Regions from separate parts of the Homo sapiens genome. Here region 1 is linked to region 2. Evidence: read pairs that join two places in POLR2A ChIA-PET (ENCODE). Cell type or tissue: Panc1. All regions are shown on one strand. Each heading gives the region's core, and the rest is flanking DNA. Links, peaks and the distances in the headings are about the cores only.

Region 1 (13,250 bases), core at 2,871-10,870, 66 kb after region 2:
TTCTGCCATCTGTCCAAAATAAGCAAAAACAAAAACAGTTGTAAAAAATTGAAGGACTGATATCCTTCCCTGAACTCAATTTGTTAGCTGAAGAGAACATCAGTTAAGTAGCAACCAATTAATTGTGGGAATAATCTTTTTTTTTTTTTTTTTGAGACAGGGTCTCCATTTTGTTGCCCAGAATGCAGTGCAGTGGTATGATCAAGGCTAACTGCAGCCTTGATCTCCCAGGCTCAACTGATCCTCCACTACTCAGTGTGCCTCCACTACTCAGCCTCTTGAGTAGATGGGGCCACAGGCATATGCCACACCTGGCTGTTTTTCTTTTCTTTTCTTTTTTTTTTTTTTTTTTTTTAAACAGATGGGGTCTCCCTATGTTGCCCAGGCTGGTCTTGAACTCCTGGCCTCAAGTGATACTCCTGAATCAGCCTCCCCAAGTGCTGGGATTATAGGAATGAGCCACAGTGCCCAGCCCATTTTAACCATTTTAAGTGGTATTAATTATACTCTCAATGTTGTACAGCTATCACCTATTACTTCCAAAACTTTTTCATCAACCCAAACAGAAACTCTGCATCCATTAGCAATAACTCTCTATTTTGACCTCCACCCAGTCTCTGGTAACTCCTAACCTACTTTCTGTCACTATGAATTTGCCTATTTTAGATATTTTATAGAAGTTTAATTATACAATATTTGTCCTTTTGTGTCTAGGCTTTTATCACTTAACATGTTTTCAAGATTCAACCATATGGCAGCATGTATTGGAACTTCATTCCTTTTTATAGCTGAGTAATATTCTACTGGATGTAAAAACCACAGTTTTTTTTTTTTTTTGAGACAGAGTCTCATTCTGTCACCAGGCTGGAGTGCAGTGGCATGATCTCGGCTCACTGCAACCTCTGCCTCCTGGGTTCAAGCGATTCTTCTGTCTCAGACTCCTGAGTAGCTGGGATTACAGGTGTGTGCCACCACACCTGGCTAATTTTTGTATTTTTAGTAGAGACGGTGTTTCACCATGTTGGCCAGGATGGTCTCAATCTCTTGACCTCATGATCCGCCTGCCTCGGCCTCCCAAAGTGCTGGGATTACAGGCGTAAACCACTACACCTGGCCTATAAACCACAATTTGTTAATACATCCGTTGATGAATAATTTGGGTTGTTTCCATCTTTTAGCCATTGTACCTACTACTTTTAGATAATAACACAAGCTGTGAAGTGAAAAAGGAAGCATTCCTATTTTTTGTTTGTTTGTTTTTTGAGATACAGTCTCACTCTATCACCCAGGCTGAGGTGCAGTGGTACGATCTTGGCTCACTGAAAACCTCTACCTCCTGGGTTCAAGTGAACCTACCACCTTAGCCTCCTGAGTAGCTGAGATTAGAAGCATGCACCACCATGCCGAGCTAATTTTTAAATTTTTTTGCGGAGACAGGGTTTCACCATGTTGCCCAGGCTGTTCTCCAACTCCAGGCTCAAGCAATCTGCCCGCCTCAGCTTCCCAAAATGCTAGAATTACAGGGGTGGGCCTCTACTCCCAGCCTTAGCATTCCTGTTAATTGTTAAAAGGAGTTACCTGACTTTCCAGTATTTTTCAGAAGATTTAACATTTTATATTCAAAAGGGTAAAGAGTAATGCAGCAAACACCCACATTTCCTAAACCCAGAATCTACAGTTTTCTACAATTACATTCAGCTTTATTTTTAAGATATACACTGGGTGCAGTGGCTCACGCCTGTAATCCCTGTACTTTGGGAGGCCAATGCAGGTGGATCACCTGAGGTTGGGAGTTCGAGACCAGCCTGGCCAACATGATGAAACTTCTTTGCTACTAAAAATACAAAAAATTAGCTGGGCATAGTGGTGCACACCTGTAATCCCAGCTACTCAGGAGGCTGAGGAACAAGAATTGCTTGAACACAGGAGGCAGAGGTTGCAGTGAGCCGAGATTGCGCCACTGCACTCCAGACTGGGCAACAAGAGCAAAACTCTGTCTCAAAAAAAAAAAAGAAAGAAAGAAAGAAAGAAAAAAAGATATAAACGTCTTGGCGCAGTGGCTCACACCTGTAATCCCAGCACTTTGGGAGGCTGAGGCAGGTGGATCACTTGAGGTCAGGAGTTTGAGACTAGCCTGGCCAACATGGTGAAACCCTGTCTCTACTAAGAATACAAAAATTAGCCAGGCAGGGTGGCACACACCTGTAATTCCAGCTACTCAGGAGGCTGAGGCAGGAGGATCGCTTGAAACTGAGAGGTGGAGGTTGCAGTGGGTCAAGATTGTGGCCACTGCACTCCAGCCTGGGTGACAGAGTGAGACTCCGTTTCAAAAAAAAAAAAAAAAAAAGATATAAACATTATGGATAACATAAAATTCACTTTTGATCATCACTCATCCCAACCATTTCTCACTCCCCAAAGGCAACCATTATCATTTTATGTGTATCCTTCCTATTTTTTAGTATTTTATTTTTCATGTAAATAATGTCAAATAATATATTTGAAGTTTCTGTACTTTTTCTTCTAATATTTTGAAATAGTTCCACATTCTTTTTGTATTCTCAAAACATGAATTTTCCAAATGGAGATAACAGGTTAGGAGTTAACAAGGCTTTTTCCATTAAAAAATGTTCCAAACTTTTTTTTTTTTTGAGATAGGGTCTCACTCTGTCGCCCAGGCTGGACTGCAGTGGTGGGATCTTGGCTCACTGCAACCTCCACCTCCCAGGTTCAAGCGATTCTCCCACCTCAACCTCCCAAGTAGGTGGGAGTATGGGAGTACAGGCACGTGCCACCATGCCTAGCTAATTTTTGTATTTTTAGTAGAGACAGGGTTTCACCATGTCGGCCAGGCTGGTCTTGAACTCCTGGCCTCAAGTGATCCACCCGCCTCGGCCTCCCAAAGTGCTGGGATTACAGGCATGAGCCACTGAGCCCAGCCATGTTCCAAACTTCGGGAAACTTCCTTATCTTCCTTCTTCCTTCTCTTAAACTAACAGATGAAGAAAACAGTTTACCAACATTGAATTTCTTTCATTGAAATCCAAATACTCACTGGTTTTAAATGGATAACAGAACTGTTAGACATCACTGTGTGGTCTCCCTCCATCATGTCTAGCTCACTCTTGTCATCTGAGACATCTGGAAGACTGTTAACACTACTGCTTTGGCTGCTGGCACTGATGGACATGCTGGGAATGGATTGATTACTTCCAACACTATTAACTGTTCCTGTCCGGCCAACACCATGATCTTGTTCCTAAGAGAAAAGGACATTCAGTTCAGTTCAAATATTAATATATATCTCTCTCTTCTGAATTCTTGACTATAAGCACCTAGCATACCACTTGGCAGACAGTCTCAGAAAGTTGGTCTATCATGAGAAATTGCTTTTATTTTCCAAGACCAGGAAGTTTATCAACTGTTAGTTTATTGAAAAACAAAAATGACCAACAAGTAAATCACAAAAAAATTCAACCAACTGTCTAAAACAAAGTCAGCTGATCAGATTTGGGTGATTTTCAAAGTACAATATTTTATCTAAATTGCTTGATATTTTAAAATAACCATTTCTACAGTACATCTCATGGGGTATATATAGAGATCCTGCTCATTTCTCAATAATTCTTGGTTAATACAAATCTCTCCTTTTAAAAAAAAAAAGCACTGGCTATTCTGGGCACAGTGCCTACGGCGTAGCCCTGCTCCATAAGGAGCATTTAAAAAAAAATAAAGTACTAGAAACTTCATTGTAGTTGTTATTCTTCTTTATTAAATCAGCCTTTCATAAGTAGATTCTTCTTTCTTCTGGAAAACATAGTCTCTAGATTACCTTTCTTGTCTTTCTTTTTTTTTTTTTTTTGTATTTCAATAGGTTTTTGGGGAACTCTAGATTATCTTTTTACCACCAAATAATTTAACATTAATTCCTACCTCTTCTTGTGTAAACTAACAATTACATATTATATTGTTTCAAATCACAATCATAAGAATGTTTTTCTGATGTAAACGGGCAGCTGTAGTATCTGGGCACTAACATTACAGTAGTCTTACCATACCAGAATTCTTTAAGATATGCAGAATTTAATAAACACAGACACATATATAGATAGGGACTTTTCTTACATCCCCAGCCTAACACAGATGTTGTTAACAATTTAACTACATAGAATTTTATTAATTTCACTTTATTAAAGTATTTCACATATCTGAAATCATCCCAATTTTCTAGTGACTATCATTAAGAACTAAAAATAATCCCCAAACCAAAAATTGTAAGTTTATAAAGTCTTATATTTGACAGTTCATTATTTATTTAGTGACATTAAAAAGAGAAAAGAAAGTATTGAGCACGGTTTCAGAATACAAAGTGGTCTCTCTCGATGGAAAGCAATAGAAAAGAATAAAATTTTATGAATTCTGACGGGGCAAAGAAGAAACAAAATATTTAGAGGGAAAAAATAGCTTTACACATAATATACTTAATATGTATATTGCTTCATGAGGAAGTTCTGTAATACTTCTATAGCAAATCTGTATTTCCATTCTCCCTAAGAGGCAACACAGAACTTGGCCTTGAGAGTAAAAGAGGTATGAATTTGAACCCATGTTCCTCTACCTACAGTGAGCAACTTAATTTATTCTGAGCCTTGCTTTTGGTATCTGTAAAATGAGTATTTTAGAACAGTGTAGGCCAGGTGCGGTGGCTCACACCTGTAATCCTAGCACTTTGGGAGGCTGAGGCAGATGAATCACTTGAGGCCAGGAGATGGAGAACAGCCTGGCCAACATAGCGAAACCGGTCTCTACTAAACATACAAAAAATTAGTTGGGCGTGGTGGCGCACCTGTAGTCCCAGCTATTCGGGAGGCTGAAGGGGGAGAATTGCTTGAACCCGGGAGGTGGAGATTGCAGTGAGCCGAGATCGTGCCACTGTACTCCAAACTGGGCTACAGAGCAAGACCCTGTCTTTAAAAAAAAAAAAAAAAAAAAAAAAAGGTGTAGATGGAATGAAATCAAGTTTCTTTGGTGACACAGTCGAATGCCTACTAACTTTCTCATGACTTCTGAGAGAGTACATTCAACCTTCACATTCTGTAATTCAAGAACTTCCAAAAGCACATCATATGGAACTGGACAATCAGTCAAAAAAGGGCTCAGGCTGGGCACAGTGGCCCATGCCTGTAATCCCAGCACTTTGGGAGGCCGAGGCAGGTGGGCCACCTGAGGTCAGGAGTTCAAGACCAGCCTGGCCAATGCGGTGAAACCCCGTCTCTACTAAAAATACAAAAAATAAAATAAAATAAAAATTAGTCAGGTGTGGTGGTGCGCGCCTATAATCCCAGCTACTCGGGAGGCTGAGGCAGGAGAATCGCTTGAACCAGGGAGGTGGAGGTTGCAGTGAGCCGAGATCATGTCATTGCACTCCAACCTGGGCAACAAGAGCAAAACTCCGTCTCAAAATAAACAAAAAAATTAAAAAATAAAAAAACAGGTTCAGTGGTCAAGAAATTAGAGAAGGCCTAGACTAAACAAAGATGAACAAGTTTCTTTAACGAAGGACTTCTCAGAACCTTCATTATGACATTGTGTACCATAAAGGGGTTGGATTTAGAGCATGCAATCTAACATGATTAAAGACTTAAAAAAAACTTTTTTTTTAACTTTTCTTATTTCTCCAAGAAAAAAGGACCTTTTTTTATTCCTAACTGGGATTTTATAGGACCAGTGTTGAGAAAATACAACCTGGAAACCCTTGGTATATAAGGTAAATTATGGCAGGGCAAGCTGCATAAGGAAAGAAACCAAAAGTGAAAATTCAATATTGGAGTCATTTTTTTATCTCTTACCTCTTCTTCTTCCTGTGCTTCTACTGCTGGTCCATTATGTGCCTCCTGGAAAAGGAGTTTCTTCATCTTTCGATACTGCAGATTGTCCAGCTCTCTTACTGCATCCTTTGTCCTCTGAATGAGATCTATTAACACGGTTTCAGGGCGCTCCCGAAGAACAAATATGTGCTAGATAGGGTAGAAGGTAAAAGGTTGATTTTTTTTTCAATTAGTGACAAGGTACTCCTTCTCAGACCCTAGAGATAATATCCTATGATAGATAATGCATGTAATCTATAGCTATATAATTCTGTTAAATTTCTTCTATTTATAAAATTATCATTTACATACATATACTCTGTGCATACATAACTATTCTTTTTCTTTATTTTGAACATAATATTTTTGTTGGCCAACTAAAAATGCAGAGTTAAAATAACTGAAGGGTCTAAACACTAAGAATTAAGTCCAATCAGAGCTCTCAAGGTTTACATATTCTAAGAACTGATGATTTCACACAAAAGACATGTTCAGCTCTGAGTCATATTTGTTTCAACAGGAATGTATTTAATGATGGTGAATTATGAAAGATGAATTTAGACACTAGATATTGGGTTCCTTTATATGCTGCGTGAACAATATTCTTTATAAAATACTAACACAGACTAAAAGCCATTAAATTATTACTTTTTTATTACTAGCATTTAATATAATTTCACCTTATCAAATACAAAAAGTAGAAAAAAACAATTCCACCATTATGATGATCACAGTTACATTGTAATATACTTTTCATAAATTTTCTATGTATAAAATGTTTTGTAGATACATAGTTAGCATGTAAATTCCAGAAAGACATATTCTGCCATCCCTTGAGTTCTACGAAATATCCTTGAATTCTTTTTTTTTTTTTTTTTTTTTTTGAGACGGAGTCTCCCTCTGTTGCCCAGGCTGGAGTGCAGTGGCGCGATTGCGGCTCACTGCAACCTCTGCCTCCCGGGTTCACACCATTCTCCCGCCTCAGCCTCCCAAGTAGCTAGGACTAGAGGAGCCCGCCACCACACCCGGCTAATTTTTGGTATTTTTAGTAGAGTCAGGGTTTCACCGTGTTAGCCAGGATGGTCTCGATCTCCTGACCTCGTGATCCGCCCACCTCGCCCTCCCAAAGTGCTGGGATTACAGGTGTGAGCCACCGCGCCCAGCTATCCTTGAATTCTTAAGACAACTTTTACCTCCTTTGTTAGCTCAAATTTATTTCTTTTTTATGCAAAGAGTTGTAACTATGAATCACAGCCCACTGTAACCTCAAACTCCTGGGCTCAAGCAATCCTCCCACCTCAGCCTCTCAAGCAGCTAGGACTACAGGTGTGCACCACCATGTCCAGCTAATTTTTATTTTTTGGGGGGTGGGGGGTAGAGTTAAACTCCTGGCCTCAAGTGACCCTCCCACCTTGGCCTCCCAAAGCATTGGAATTACACCACTGCGCCCAGCCTCTATACACTATTTTATTCAATTTTCACAGTCATAAGTATTATTATTTTAGCTGGGCGCAGTGGCTTATACCTGTTATCACAGCACTTTGGGAGGCCAAGGCAGGCAGATCACTTGAGGCCAGGAGTTCAAGACCAGCCTAGCCAATAGTGAAACCCTAAAAATATAAAAAATTAGCAGGACGTGGAGGCATAGGCCTGTAATCCCAGCTACTCGGGCGGCTGAGGCACGAGAATCACTTGAACCTCAGAGGCAGAGGTTGCAGTGAGCTGAGATCATGTAACTGCACTCCAGCCTGTGCGACAGAGCAAGACTCTGTCTCAAAAACAAAAAAAAAATAATTATTATTATTTCAAACTCATAAACATAATGCCTGTAGAATATTTCATCAAATGTTTGTGCCCAAATCACTTAACCATTACTCTAATTTGGGGCAGCTATTTCTAATTTTTAATTCCATGATAAATAGCTTCATACATTAAATTTTTTTATTAGTTTTTTTCTTTATGATAGACTGCAACAGAAATGTAATTAGTCCAAAAGATAAGAAGCTCATGATAACTATTTCCTATCATTTCAAATAGGGCTGTGATAATATACACTAGGGGCCAGGCAAATGAATACTATTAATATATGCAGACTTAGGATCTAATCACCAAATACTAGTGGGCTGGGTTACTACTACCTGAGTTAGAAAGGCTTCTTTTGCTTCTATTTGGCAAATGTAAGAAGCCAGTCACATTCTTCCTTTTTTTTTTTTTTCGAGATGGAGCTTCCTCTTATTGCCCAGGCTGGAGTGCAATGGTGCGATCTCAGCTCACCACAACCTCTGCCTCCTGGGTTCAAGCGATTCTCCTGCGTCAGCCTCCTGAGTAGCTGGGATTACAGGCATGCGCCACCACGTCCGGCTAATTTTGTATTTTTAGTAGAGACAGGGTTTCTCCACGTTGCTCAGGCTGGTCTCGAACTCCCAACCTCAGGTGATCCACCCGCCTCGGCCTCCCAAAGTGCTGTGATTACAGGAGTGAGCCACCGCGCCCGGCCATTCTTACTTTTTCTTTAGTTTGATGTGTACCACTATTTACAATATTGTCTTCTTCTTTCTTTCTTTTTTTTGGAGACACAGTCTCACTCTATCGCCCAGGCTAGAGTACAGTGGCACGATCTTGGCTCATTGCAACCTCTGCCTCCTGGGGTTCAAGCTTTTTGTGCCTCCGCCTCCTGAGTATTTGGGACTACACGAGTCCACCATCACACCCAGCTAATTTTTGTATTATTAGTAAAGACAGGGTTTCACCATTTTGGCCAGGCTGGTCTCAAACTGCTGACCTCAAGTGATCCGCCCGCCTCGGCCTCCCAAAGAGCTGGGGTTACAGGCGTGGGCCACCGTGCCCAGCCTACTATTTACCATATTGTTTCATCCAAAAACATAAAACCTTATATTTATTTATTTTTTATTTTTTTGAGAAGGGGTTTCGCCCTTGTTGCCCAGGCTGGAGTGCAATGGTGCAATCTCGGCTCACCACTACCTCCGCCTCCCAGGTTCAAGCGATTCTCCTGCCTCAGCCTCCCGAGTAGCTGGGACTACAGGCATGCGCCACCACGCCCAGCTAATTTTTGTATTTTCAGTAGAGACGGGGGTTTCAGCATGTTGGCCAGGATGGTCTTGAACTCCTGACTTCGCGATCGGCCTGCCTCAGCCTCCCAAAGTGCTGGGATTACAGGCGTGAGCCACCGCGCCTGGCTAAGCTATGTTTTATCAACTTTGAAATAAGACATTGTTCCACATGAATTAAAATTTATAACTCATGATTATATTCTTGCACATATTAAGTATTGAGCTATTTGAATACTTAACTACATATTCTATTTAGACATGGTAAGAGCAGCTAATCAATTTGAAAAACAAAATACAAAAATTTAGTATCTAAGAAAAGTTATCAGAAACAACGGCATAAAAAACTAGTATTTTATTAAAAACTAGTAGAGTATACTTAATCCTAATTCAGAATCAAATAATAAAACACATTCTTTACAATCATTTCTTAGGGGTAAGAACAAATTTAAAGTATAATGGAACTGGTGGCTCATGCCTGTAATCCAAGCCCTTGAGAGGCTGAGGCAGGTGTGGATCACTTGAGCCCAGGAGTTCGATATCAGCCTGGGCAATGTGGCAAAGCCCCACTTCTAACAAAAATACAAAAATTAGCCGGGTTCAGTGGCATGTGTCTGTAGTCCCGGCTACTTGGGAGGCTGAGGTGGGAGGATCGCTTGAGCCTGGGAGGTCAAGGCTGCAGGAGACGTGATTGTGCCACTGCCACTCCAGCCTGGGTGACAAAGTGAGGCCTTGTCTTAAAATAAAATAAATAAATAAACTATAATAGAACTGACCTTTAAAAGTTCCTCTGATGTAGGTCGATCTTGAGGGATTTTCTGGAGGCAAGAATCTACAAAGTTGCGAAAATAATCAGACCTATTGTAAAGGAAAGTATCAAGTGAACACATTGCTATTTCCTTTAAAAATACATTCACAAATCAAGACACGTGCCTATTGGTGGGAGGGGAAATGGAAAGGGAATGATTAAAAAAAAGCAGAGACTATACAGTTTCATATAAGTCTATGAAGATCTATCTAAAGCAACCAATGAATGTTCACCATTTTCCAAAGATAAATTCACACAGATTACTTTAAAATCCTGCTCCTACATATTTAAATATCACAACTCATATTACTATATCGAGGCAAAATGAGGGAAGCCTATCTACTTTTTTTTTTCTTTCAAACCCAAGATAACATTCCTTTCTATTTTCCTTTTTGCTAAGCCTTTCTTATAATAAGCTCTTTCTTATTTGCCCCTTGGATCTTCTTCTATATAGCATGTTTCAGAATATCACTCTATCTGCTCTGGAGAGAGTGTTTTTATACCTGAGTATTTGGTGCCCCTGAGCAAATGGATAAGACTTCCATTAAACCTAGAAAACCAATTAAGATATTTTTAAAAACGTTAGAAGTCTGTAACACATTATTATATAGTGTTATTGACAAGAGTTCAGTAAGGCAGTAAATAATTACTCCATCAATGTTTGTCTCCAATATTCAAATAAGATTTTAAGTTCCTTGTAGGCAAGAATTCTTTTATAAATCTCCAAGTCTCAAACACAGTGTAAAGACAGTCTGTGTTCAATATATTTTTTACTTATATGTATCAACTATGGTTTCAATGTTTTTGTTTCTCCAAAACTGATGTTGAAACTTAATCTCCAGTGCAACAGTGTTGGGAGGTGGGGCCTAATGCGAGTTGTTCAGGTCATGAATGGATTAATTCTGCTATAAAAAGGGCTTGTGGGAGAGGGTTCTCTCTCTCCTGCTCTCTGCCATGTGAGGACACAATGTTTCTCCCCTCCAAAGGATGCAGAGTTAAAGGCACTATCTTGTAAGTAGGAGGACCAGGTCCTAACCTGCCAGTGCCTTGGTCCTGGACTTCCCAGCCTCCAGAAAGTGAGAAATAAATTTCTGTTCTTTATAAATTACCAAGCCTCTGATACTCTGTTACAGCAGCACAAAATGTACTAAACCATACCATAACACTAAACTCAGTGTCAAAAGATTCGTTCTATATAATTCTAAACACAAAGTAGAGTTATATAGAAAGAATCTTTTGGCACAGAGTTTTAGCATTATTAGTTTACTAGAGTTATATGGCACATTCTTAAGTGGCAAAGACTTATATGAATGTGCCATAATTATGTACTCTTTAAATAATTAAGTACCCCTAATTTATATGTCTGTGAATTTCAAAATATTTATTAAATATGCTAAATATCCCCCTAGAATTTATCGAATGCTAGGTACACCTGAGGAATTAATTTTCTACTACAGTTTTATACTGTTGATAAAAATCCTAGTTTTCTAAAATTGTCAATCTGTTGTCCATAAACCTCTTTACATGAATGAACTAAATTTTAACAAATCAAGGAAGTCCTAGAAGGAATATCAGATAAAACTGAATAACAAATATGATAATTAGAGTGATCCCAATATTTTTAATTACCTGGTAATTTTGATAAAGTCAAATCATTTTACTTATATTTTTATATCATATAAATTATAAACCATCCCTCCAATCAAATATCACTATAGGTTGTAATAATACATATATTTTAGTTATAAAATATTAATGCTTAAATGCTATTTATTATTTAATTAGGATTAGGTATTCCTAAATTTAAAGAGAAAGTAAAATACAAATTCTTGTAAAATGAATACTTTTTGCATTCATGTGACATCATCCATCCTTTTCTGAACTCAGTTATACGTATGCCATGAAATGGAAACATGATAAAGAATAAATATATTTAAAAGGGTAAAATACATCTATTTTAATATCTTATAAGGTGATACATTTTACCTAACTGAAATTAAATCACTTTGATAACAGATTATGAAAAAGCATTTCATTTATTCAACACTGAGCAATATATATATTAACAATACTCACCATTCATTAGACTGTAGTGTAGGGGATTCATTTTGGGCTATGTGATATAAGGCACTCATTGCATTCATATTAAATAAAGGAGGCTTCCTTTCCGCTGTAAAAGAAAGGAAACATTCCTGTTAAAATAGGTTCCAGGGGTACTCAAGTCCTGGGCACGTTTTTCCTTTTTTTTTTTTAAATGATTTTATTTTGAAACAATCTTAAACTTACACAAAAAATTGCAAGTAGAGTTCAAAGAGCTTTTTTTTTATTTTTTTTCTGAGATAGGGTCTTGCTCTGTCACCCAGGCTGGAGTGCAGTGGCACAATCTCGGCTCACTACAGCCTTGACCTCCTGTGCTCAAGCAATCCTCCCACCTCGGCCTCCCGAGTAGCTGGGACCACAGGTGTGCACCACCATGCCCAATTAAGTTTTGTATTTTCTGTAGAGATGGGGTTTCACCATGTTGCCCAAGATGGTCTTGAACTCTTGAGCTCAAGTGATCCTCCCAACTCAGCCTCCCAGAGTGCTGGGATTACAGGTGTGAGCCACTGCACCCAGCCTCCAAGAACTTCTTCAAGTGAATCAATTGAGAATAAATTGCTGACCTGAAGCCTCACCATACTTAATATATACTTGAGTGTATATTTCCTGTAAAGAAGAACATTTTCCTAAAGCATCGTAATACATCCATTAAATCAGGTCATTTAATAGTGATATAAGACTACACTACATTCAAACTACATTCAAGTTTCATTCAGATGTCCCAATAATATCCCATGTAGCAATAATGAGCTTTGAGTATTGTTAATCTTCAAGGAATTTGTTCATTTTATCCAAGGTGTCAAACTTATTGACAGAAAATTGTTCATATTTCCCCATTACTCTTTTAATATCCGCACTGATTTTCTCTACTGTTTTTCAGTTTTCTATTCAACTGATCTCTGCTTTGATCTTTATTATCCTCTACCTTCTGCTTATTTTGTGTTCAATTTGCTCTGTTTTAGTTTAAGGTAAAAGTTGAAGTCATGACTTTGACAAATTGAAGTATGGTCGCCTTTCTGTATCTGTAGGTTCTGCATCCACAGACTGAACCAACCGAAATATTTCAACCATAGACTGAAAATATTTGGCGAAAAAAAATTGTTTTAACAATTAAAAAATTAACAATTATTATTATTATTATTATTATTATTATTATTTTTTGAGATGTGGTTTCACTCTTGTTGCCCAGCCTGGAGTGCAATGGCACGATCTTGGCTCACCACTACCTCCGCCTCCCGGGTTCAAGCGATTCTCTCCTGTCTCAGCCTCCCGAGTACCTGGGATTACAGGAGTGCGCTGCCACGCCTGGCTAATTTTATATGTTTAGTAGAGACAGGGTTTCTCCATGTTGATCAGGCTGGTCTCAAACTCCCAACCTCAGGTGATCTACCCGTCTCGGCCTCCCAA
Region 2 (10,343 bases), core at 120-8,119:
CTAGACTCAGGGAATCCACCCGCCTTGGCCTCCCAAAGTGCTGGGATTATAGATGTGAGCCACTATGCCTGGTCAGAGATTAACATCTAATTTCAACTGTCTGAGGCTGGATTGAGCTATTCAAAAGACGGAGCTGCTCATCCTGGCCTCCTTGTCAGGATGCCAAGCCCTCTCCAGGGGTCTAGAAACAGCAAAGATGTTCCCTGTTACCCAAAGCAGTTGCTCTGAGGCCCCCATTTAGGAATCCACCCAGTAAATTAATGACCAACTCAATTGCTTCCTCTGCCAGGCAGCACACTCTCTAGGAATATCTGCCCCAGGTATACCTGATCAACATCACACTCATGTGACATTACCAGGACAGGATGTTAGTTTAAAAAGCAAAAATAAAAACAATGAATGCAACCTAAAGTCAAATGTGAATTATTAGCAGAGGTGTCACCTGCTGGTTTGGATACTCTGAGCAGCAAGTTCTTCTAGGAGCAGTTTAGTAGGTTACAGTTCATAGCAAGTTCTCCACAGAGGGCCAGAAGTTGAGGTTAGGAGAACTGTCAGCAGCTGTGAAGTCAAATGCTGCCCCTAGGGCACATAGACAGGTGCAGTGATGCTGTGAATGACAGGCCTAGTGGGCACCGTCACACAGGAAGGAGGGAGGAACCCATTGTTGTGCTGAGAAATGCCCACCCATGTGGCTGGATCTTCCCACTTCCCTAGAGAAGCCAGACACCTGCATTTTATGTGAAATCTTCTAATTTTATTATTTTATTTATTTATTTATTTATTTTTTGAGATGGAGTCTCGCTCTGTCAGCAGGCTGGAACGCAGTGGCACGATCTCGGCTCACTGCAACCTCTGCCTCCTGGGTTCAAGTGATTCTCCTGCCTCAGCCTCCCAAGTAGCTGGGACTACAGGTGTCCGCCACCACGCCCAGCTTATTTTTGTATTTTTAGTAGAGATGGGGTTTCACCGTGTTGGCCAGGATGGTCTCAATCTCTTGACCTCGTGATCCACCTGCCTCAGCCTCCCAAAGTTCTGGGATTACAGGCATGAGCCACCGCGCCTGGCCACTTTTATTATTTTATATTATTTTATTTTATTTTTTGAAATGGTCTCTCTGTGTCACCCAGGCTGGAATGCAATGGTGCAATCATAGCTCACTGCAGCCTTGACCTCCCAGGCTCAAGCAGTCCTCCCACCTCAGCCTCCTGAATAGCTGGGACTGAGCCACCATGCCAAGCTAATTTTTTTTTTTTTTTTTTTTAGAGATGGGTTTTCGCCCTGTTGCCCAGGCTGTTCTCAAACTCCTGGACTTAAGTGATCCACCCACCTCGTTGGCCTCCCAGAGTGTTTGGATTACAGGCGTGAGCCACCACAACCAGCCTTATCTGGTTTTAAATGATGGCCATGAAATTAAACGTTTTCGAAGCCCTAAATGGCCAAAGAAAGCCTCTGTGGACAGATCTGGCCTGCGGGCTGTCTGTCTGTCTCATCTGCTGTCACCTGATGTTCTCATTCTTCCCTCTCTTTCCCACCTTCCCCACTAAACACCTCGCTGCCAGGTATGCCACAGCCCTGGAGGACACTGTGGACACCAGCAGACTGTTCAGGAGCCGTTCCCTTCGAGAGTTTGAGGAGGCTCTCTTCTGCCACACCAAAAGCTTCCCCATCAGCTGGGATACCTACTGGGACCGCAACGACCCGCTCCGGGATGTCGATGAGGCAGCCGTGCCTGTGCTGTGTATCTGCAGTGCTGACGACCCCGTGTGTGGACCCCCAGACCACACTCTGACAACTGAACTCTTCCACAGCAACCCCTACTTCTTCCTCCTGCTCAGTCGCCACGGAGGCCACTGTGGCTTCCTGCGCCAGGAGCCCTTGCCAGCCTGGAGCCATGAGGTCATCTTGGAGTCCTTCCGGGCCTTGACTGAGTTCTTCCGAACGGAGGAGAGGATTAAAGGGCTGAGCAGGCACAGAGCTTCCTTCCTTGGGGGCCGTCGTCGTGGGGGAGCCTTGCAGAGGCGGGAAGTCTCTTCCTCTTCCAACCTGGAGGAGATCTTTAACTGGAAGCGATCATACACAAGGTGAAAGACCTGGCCTGAGAACCCCCAAGTCCTGCAAAGAAAAACAGAGCTGGGCAAGGGGGAGTCCTGGAAAGATGGGGCGGACTGAACAGAGGGAGCTCCAGCTCTGTGCTCCTCATTCAGTCCCTCTCTCTTAAATTGGTGCCTTGAAAGAGAAGGAACGTCCTGCGAGCCTGCACTCACTTCATCCTCAGCAGAACTCCTGCCTGGCCTCTGCTCAACATATCCCTACTCATCCGGTCAGCAGCGGCGCGTTCCAGTCACTGTCACCTGTCACTGACATCACAAGCCAAAGGATAGCACTTTTTCAATCCATGGACTCAGGAGAAAATGCCCTCTTACTGGCAGTGGCTAGAGGGATGAGACGTTTGTGTATGTCACTGGGCAGTGACCCCGATTCTCAAGCTGGAGCCATTTGATGTCATGAGGACAGGATGTTTGTGTCTCGGCCCCACTTCCCTCATTTGCTCTGTGGTTGTGGCGCCCTGCTTTGACCGAATGCTCTGGCAACTGCGGCAGCAGGCTTGTGTGTGTGAGAAGGGCGGCAGAGGCAGTGGGGCTGGCTCGCTGAGGGCTGAGCAGGTAGAGAATGTGAATGTCCATCTCAAGGAATGCGAAGTTCCAATCTCTCAGAGGAGCTCTGCAAGTCTCAGCTAGGAATGGGGCTGATCTGGCCCCCAAGCCTCACTGGAGAGATCCCAAGGGTATTTTACAAATAGGAAGCGCTCTCATGCAGGATCTGAGGGCTTTGCTAGACCATGGTTCAAGGAGTCAGAATCTTGGCTACCCTACATGCTCCCTCTGGCACCATTTCAGGGGATTACTCCAGAGAGCTGCAGCCAGAACTGTTTATCTCCTGAGATATGGACTTTCTCTAAGTCAGGAAAAGCACAAACCTCATAACTTAGGTGTTTTCTGGTTGGTTGCTCCCTTTTCTGATCCTACTACTGGCCTCTCCCTTTCCAGAGCCAGGAGACACATCTGGGACCAGAGGAAACAAAAGCACCAAGAGGTTGACTAGAGCTGACCAGTGATTTACAAATATTTCATATTCCAATGCTTCGTCTGCTCAATTATTCAAAAGGCCATCCCTGTAAAGGCAGAAAAGCTTCCTCTTAGATCTGGCCACTCAGCAAATAAGTGGGTATTTGGTTTTATGAAGAATAATGCTGAGGACTAGAGATATAGTATATCAGAGATAATATATAGTATACAGGTTGATCTAAATATTCTGGTTTGGATTAGGCAATTAAAATTTTTTTGGCAACAGGACATATGTTTCCATGTGTTGCTAAGATTCAAAAACTTTGCCCTGAAGTTTTATTTTAATCGTCATTGAGAAAGAGGGCTCCTGTTCTGACCTCAAAAACAGCAAAGCTGTTGTAAAGAAGAGAGCTGCTTATACGAAAACCCACATTCCAAGACTTGGTATAAGGTATTCCTGAGGCCTTGATTTCAGGTTTGGATAATCTTGCCCCAGATTCTAGATCTTGTTCTTCTAGATCAAATCAGAAGAAACTTTGAAATAACTCCAAGAATCTGCACTGAAATGTAGACAGCACTCGATAATCTAAGGGACATTATCTTGTTGTGAAAAATTATCTCCCTCCTGGCTGGGAGCGGTGGCACACACCTATAATCTCAGCACTTTGGGAGGCCGAGGTGGGTGGATCACGAGGTCAGGAGATCGAGACCATCCTGGCTAACACAGTGAAACCTCATCTCTACTAAAAATACAAAAAATTAGCCGGGCGTGGTAGCGGGTGCCTGTAATCCCAGTTACTCAGGAGGCTGAGGCAGGAGAATGGCGTGAACCCGGGAGGCGGAGCTTGCAGTGAGCTGAGATCGCACCACTGCACTCCAGCCTGGGCGACAGAGTAAGACTGTGTTTCAAAAAAAAAAAAGAAAAGAAAAATTATCTCCCTTCTCCCCACTTCTTGTTTCTCCTCCTCCATATTCCTCATCTGACGTTCTTTTGCCGTTTCTAAGCAGGATAAATAAAAAGGAACTGAAATTAAGCTGCTCTACTGCCGGTGAACAACAGCCTTGGTGTAAGCCTTGGTGAGGGAGATTTACTGCCATCTGGCCATCCGCTACCACCAGCTGCCCTCCACATCTGGTACAGTGAGGATTTCAGTTAATTAGGGTCCCGTAGTCCCAGTTGCCCTGCAAAATGGGAAGCAGCCTAGTGGTTTTTAAACCCTAAGGCTTAAAGAGTCCCTAAGGGTGAAAATCTGCATAGTTTCTCTAGAAACTATCCAGATAATGCAAGATTCTGGTTCTTCAAGAGAATAGCTTTTGGAGAAATAGTGGTTGGTTTTCCTTTCCCTTTTGATAGGAAAGAAAGTTTTCCAGGGAGAGAAATGTATAAACTTTGTAGTTACAGTCAGAAGAATGGCAGAATCAGCCCCAGTTCACGTTCCATTAATTCCTTTGAACCCTGAACTCTAGTGACCCGAACCCTAAAGTATTTCTCTTCCGTGGCCCTTGTGCCAGATGCACCCACTGCATATCCCAAGAACATTCTCTGATTTTCCCATTACTACTTGAAGACTAGGGCTGAAATGCCTGTTTTGTGCTGAGAAAGTGTAATTTCTGTTCAAGCAGGAAAGATTTGGATGGCCCTGTCCTTTAGCCTAATGATTCAAGAATCACACAGGTGAATTCTGCTTTGGTAAATAGCTAATTGTGTGAAGCCAGCTGGAGGAGCCCCAGGCACACTGTTCTGTGAATGGGTGGCCCTTGAACAAAATGGCAAGTTATGAGTTTGAGGAAGCAAGAAACAAACAACAAAACCAAACAATAGGCGGGGCACAGTGGCTCTCACCTGCAATACCAGCACTTTGAGAGACTGAGGTGGGAGGATCACTTGAGGCCAAGAGATCGAGACTAGTCTGGCCAACATAGCAAAACCCCATCTCTACAAAAAATTAAATTAGCTAGGCATGGTGGTGCACCCTGTAGTCCCAGCCACTCGGGAGACTGAGGCGGTAGCACTGCTTCAGCCCTGGAGGTCGAGACTTCAGTGAGCCCCTCCCGAACACCTAAGAACCACTGAGTTGGACTTTCCAGGTGGTGGGTCTTCAGTAATCTTCAGGCCTCATTACTTGCTTGCCTCCTTTTTGGTGTCCGTTATTTACCAACACCTTCAAATGGTAAGATAAAAAAATGAATACAAATAAGGAAACGAGCCAGGTGCAGTGACTCACTGCAAAGTGCAGTAATCCCAGCACTTTGGGAGGCCGAGGCAGGCAGATCATTTCAGTCCAGGAGTTCAGGACCAGCCTAGCCAACATGGTGAAATTCCATCTGAGTGTGGTGGCACACGCCTGTAGTCCCAGCTACTTGGGAGATTGAGGTGAGAGAATCGCATGAGCCTGGGAAGCAGAGGCTGCAGTGGACCGAGACTGCGCCACTGCACTCCATCCTGGGCAACAGAGCAAGACCCTGTCTCAAAATCATAATGAAAACAATAAAGCAAAAACAAAAAGCCAATGACTAAAGGGAGGCATTAATTCAGAAGTGGCAATTGAGTCCTCTGTCTCTAGCCATGGATCAGAATGCAGAAAGCAGACAACTGCTTCTGAAATTTTCTGTGAGTTCTAAGTTCTGATCTCTGATATCAAGATTGTGCTAAGCTATAACTTAATTCTCATAATTTAGTATTTTATGTATTTATACATAGATTTCCAGGGTGGCTTGGCTGGAGATGACAGTATGAAAAATACAGCACTAAATTCTCTGAGAAGACATCATCTCTGTTTTGAGTGACGATATCCTAAGACTTGGATACTGATAGAAAATAGGTCTTGGCCGGGCGCAGTGGCTCACGCCTGTAATTCCAACACTTTGGGAGGCCGAGCCGTGTGGATCACCTGAGGTTGGGAGTTCGAGACCAGCCTGACCACCATGGAGAAACCCCGTCTCTACTAAAAACACAAAATTAGCCAGGTGTGGTGGTGCATGCCTCTAATCCCAGCTACTTGGGAGGCTGAGGCAGGAGAATCACTTGAACTCGGGAGGTGGAGGTTTCGGTGAGCCAAGATTGCGCCATTGTACTCCAGCCTGGGCAAGAAGAGCAAAACTCCGTCTCAAAAAAAAGAAAAAAAGAAAGGAAATAAAGAGAAAGAAAAAGAAAGAAGAAAGAAAGAAGAAAGGAAAAAAAGAAGAAAGAAAGAAAAAGAAAGAAAGAAAAAGAAAGAAAGGAAGGAAGGAAGGAAAGAAAGAGAAAGAAAGAAAAAGAAAGAAGGGAAGGAAGGAAGGATGGAAGGAAGGAGGGAGGGAAGGAAGGAAGGAAGGAGGCCTTGGCCAGGCATGGTGGCTCACACCTGTAATCCTAGCACTTTGGGAGACTGAGGTGGGTGGATCGCTTGAGTCCAGGAGTTTGAGACCAGCCTGGGCAACGTGGTGAAAACCTGTCTCTACAAAAAATACAAAAATCAGCTGTGTATGGTGGTGCATGCCTGTAGGCCCAGCTACTAGAGAGACTGAGGTGGGAGAATCACTTGAGCCTAGGAAGTCAAGTCTGCAGTGAGCTGTAAACATGCCACTGCACTCTAGCCTGGGCAGCAGAGCAAGACCCTGTCTCAAAAAAAGGAAAGAGAAAAGGTCTCAAAACAAGGAAGTGTCACCTTGGCTTTATACATAACCTCAGAACCACCTAGAGTCAGAAACTCCTCTGTACTCATCTTCCATCCCAAACCACAAGGTCCTTTCTCAATCAGTCACCTTTAGTAATGAATGCCAAGGTATCTTCCTTTAGAGATGAATTTTAGCATGAATTCCTCTCCCTGCTTAAACAAGCAGATACACTTGGCCACTCTGGTAGAACTTGGTAACAATGCCAATAAAAGGAGTATTTGTGATTCTTCAGTCAAGCCAGAAAGGATGACACCAGAAATTGCTTTGACTCATTATCACAATTTGCAGAGATAAGAGTGCATTCAGGAAGGCTTGAGAAGTTATACATAGGGAGTGTCCAAGTACTCAGAGATTAAATGAATGCCTCAGGAAACAGTAAGTCTCACATCATCAGTGGGATATTCAAGCTAGACTGCCCCTTGGCACATATCATGGAGAGAACATGTGGCAAGAAATGAGGATGAACTAGATCAGATATCCAGTTTCTTCTCATCTAAGGTCTGTGAATTAAAATAAATAATGCTAATGATCTTAGTGTTTGTAACAACTTAAGGTGGGTTTCTGGGCTCAAGGATCAGAAAACCACAGACCTGACTAGGATCCTGGGAGTTGAGAGATAACATAAATTTTAATGAAAATAACCCTGCCAAAGTGACCAGAGTGAGTGTGTGTGTCTGTGGTTTTTGTTTGTTTGAGATAAGGTCTTGCTCTGTCACCTTGGCTAGAGTGCAGTGGTGCAATCTTGGCTCACTGCATCCTCAACCTCCTGAGCTCAAGCAATCCTCCCGCCTCAGCCTCATAAAGTGATGGTACTACAGGCATGAGCCACCACCATTCCCAGCCCAGAGTGTTTTGTTTTGTTTAGAGAAAGGGTCTTGCTGTGTCACCCAGGCTGGATTGCCCAGTGGTGTGATCATGGCTTACCACAGCCTCGACCTCCCGAGCTCAGGTGATCCTCCTACCTCAGACTCCTAAGTAGCTGGGACTACAGGTGTGCACCACCATGCCTAGCTAATTTTTGTATTTTTTGTATAGATAGGGTTTGTTACTATGTTACTCAGGCTGGTCTCGAACTCCTGGGTTCAAGGGATCTTTTCACCTCGGCCTCCCAAAAGTCTGAGATTATAGGTGTGAGCTACCACACCTGGCATCAGAGTATATTTTTAAGATAGCCAATGATTATGCTCTAGTCGCACTTGCTCAGAGGAGCTAAAGGTTTTTTTTTATTGTTGTTTGTTTGTTTGAGACGGAATCTCGCTCTGTCGCCCAGGCTGGAGTGCAGTGGCACCATCTCGGCTCACTGCAAGCTCCGCCTCCCAAGTTCACGCCATTTTCCTGCCTCAGCCTCCCGAGTAGCTGGGACTACAGGCGCCCGCCACCACGCCCGGCTAATTTTTTGTATTTTCAGTAGAGACGGGGTTTCACTGTGGTCTCGATCTCCTGACCTCATGATCCGCCCACCTCGGCCTCCCAAAGTGCTGGGATTATAGGAGTGAGCCATCGCACCCGGCCGGAGCTAAAGTTTTGAAGGTAAAATGATACTTCATTGAAACAATAAGACACTCATGCATCAAAAGTAAGTCTCTAGTCCCTCTAGTCTTACCTTGTAATAATGCAATACCTTGCCTTAGTATTTAGTATGGTTGAACAAAAAATTTCTCTCCAACTTATTTGTCTCTGAATAGTAAATCAGTCTCCCAGTAACACTGGAATGTTATTATTTTTTAAATCTCCAGAAACAAATATGTGCTGTTTGTCTTCTGAAGTCTTCTGTGTACTAAGCCATGCTTGCCTACTGTGGCGTTTAGCAGAGCCTCAGTGCACATTCTCTAGCCACTGGATGTTGCCTCACTTTTGTAGATCTAGCCTCGTGTGGCCTAACACTAACCAGCAGCAGCTCTGTTTAATCAATAACCAGGTCTCCTGTTCTGGGCTAATAATTTCCCAGCAGGCGCACAATTCCCTGATCATTGATGGTGCCTACAACAAATATATTATTCAGTGGGCAAACAGTGTTTGTGTGTTGATAGGATACTGAAGTAATAGTTTGGAGATGTGGGTTCCAGTTTCTACTTCATCTATGACTTAAGTGACCCTGAGAAAGTTATTTTATGAGTTGTTCCATATGAAAAGACTGGGAATGTGTATAGGCCTTAATTTATAAGGTCTGTTAGGATATAATGAGATACTTAATAGCAAACAGATCCCATTCTCCAAGACTCTAATTCCTCAGCCATAGCTCAAAGACCTCCATGATGAAGGGGCATCTGCTTTCAAATCACAGTCTTTATTCTCTGATCAACATCTTATAAGGCTAAGAAGTTCCAGTTATTAATTGCACTGCAAAGTTGGGAAGGGCCTGGAAGAGCAGCACCTTTGAGCCTCACAGGTTGGGTTTGGGTTGCCCAGTTGAGGACAAACTCTCCCCATCCCCACCCCCATATATGTACACACACACTGATACTATGTCACAGCTAATTGGTTTCACATCAATTTTTGTCAAAAACCATCTGCATTTCTATTTCTTATAGATGGTCAGAGACGATGTGACTTTTAAGATCTCATGGTTAGTGGTGGGGCTAAGACCAGACCCAAATTAGTGCTCTTTATGCCATACATTATTTGCCTTTTCCTAATCACTGTCTGAGATGATACTAAACAATGTCCATTTTGGACTCCAAAATGTAAAGGATTTTAACAAAAAGGTGGGGGTTTCAGGGTATCTCTCTTCAGAGCTGCCGGGGTGCACAACTGCATGGGGGGAGCCATGCACGTTATCTACAAATGGCACCCTTTAAATTTCACTGCACAGCCTGCACAGAGCTAACACCCTCAGCAGCCTTCTCTCCCTGTATCCGTTAAGAACAAGTACCTGAAAATAGGGTAGCAAAAGGTAAAGTCATTAATTGCCCAGGACACATACAGGAAGACCCTGATTCTGCAGCTGGCGAAATGTGATGTAGGTGATGGCATAGGGGCTGTGAAGCTAGCTGACAATCGTGATTAATTTTTTTTTTTTTTGAGACAGAGTCTCACTTTGTTGCCCAGGCTGGAGTGCAGTGGCATGATCTCAGCTCACTGCAACCTCCGCCTCTTGGGTTCAAGCAACTCTCCTGCCTCAGCCTCCCAAGTAGCTGGGACTACGGGCATGCGCAACCACACCCAGCTAATTTGTGTATTTTTGTAGAGATAGGGTTTCTCTATGTTGGCCAGGCTGGTCTCAAACTCCCGACCACAAGTGATCCGCCTGCCTTGGCCTCCCAAAGTGCTAGAATTATAGGTGTGAGGCACCGTGCCCGACCTCCCATGACTAATTTTATGTTCAAATTTCTTTTATAGTCAGGTAGGATAGATTTCAAATTCTAAGCATAACTCGAATCTTTCATCCCACTGTAATTTGAAGAACCCAATTGTGAGGAGAAAACAAAGAATCTTTTTTTAGAGACGGAGTCTCCTTATGTTGCCCAGGCTGGACACCAAACTCCTGGGCTCAAGCAATCATCCCACCTCAACCTCCTGAGTAGGGGGGGATCTATAGGCATGAGCCTCTATGCCCTAGAAATCTTGTTTTTTAACCCCATTGAGTTAGTCCAAATTCAGGTGGGTATATTGAAAATACTG

What was found. Peaks named below come from ENCODE experiments on the same cell type or tissue, not always from the same donor. Only the 100,000 strongest peaks of a DNase experiment are listed, where the experiment ranks them.
Region 1: POLR2A ChIA-PET joins it to region 2 with 13 read pairs; 6 of 35 experiments call an interaction of 5 or more read pairs at or near these places.

Annotation. Positions count from the first base shown.
Region 1 is chr17:29,488,327-29,501,576 of GRCh38, reverse strand. TAOK1 (TAO kinase 1) reads right to left here. Exons shown (of 20, transcript NM_020791.4): 9 at 11,820-11,913; 10 at 9,712-9,793; 11 at 5,850-6,017; 12 at 3,056-3,259. Among named protein-coding and RNA genes, the nearest start is that of ABHD15, 72 kb to the left of the region's middle. In Panc1, for the core only: no CTCF peak of the experiment used is centred there; a DNase peak (open chromatin) is centred at 6,316.
Region 2 is chr17:29,554,303-29,564,645 of GRCh38, reverse strand. ABHD15 (abhydrolase domain containing 15) reads left to right here. Exons shown (of 2, transcript NM_198147.3): 2 at 1,560-4,099. The coding sequence ends at 2,085. Among named protein-coding and RNA genes, the nearest start is that of ABHD15, 7.6 kb to the left of the region's middle. In Panc1, for the core only: no CTCF peak of the experiment used is centred there; no DNase peak of the experiment used is centred there.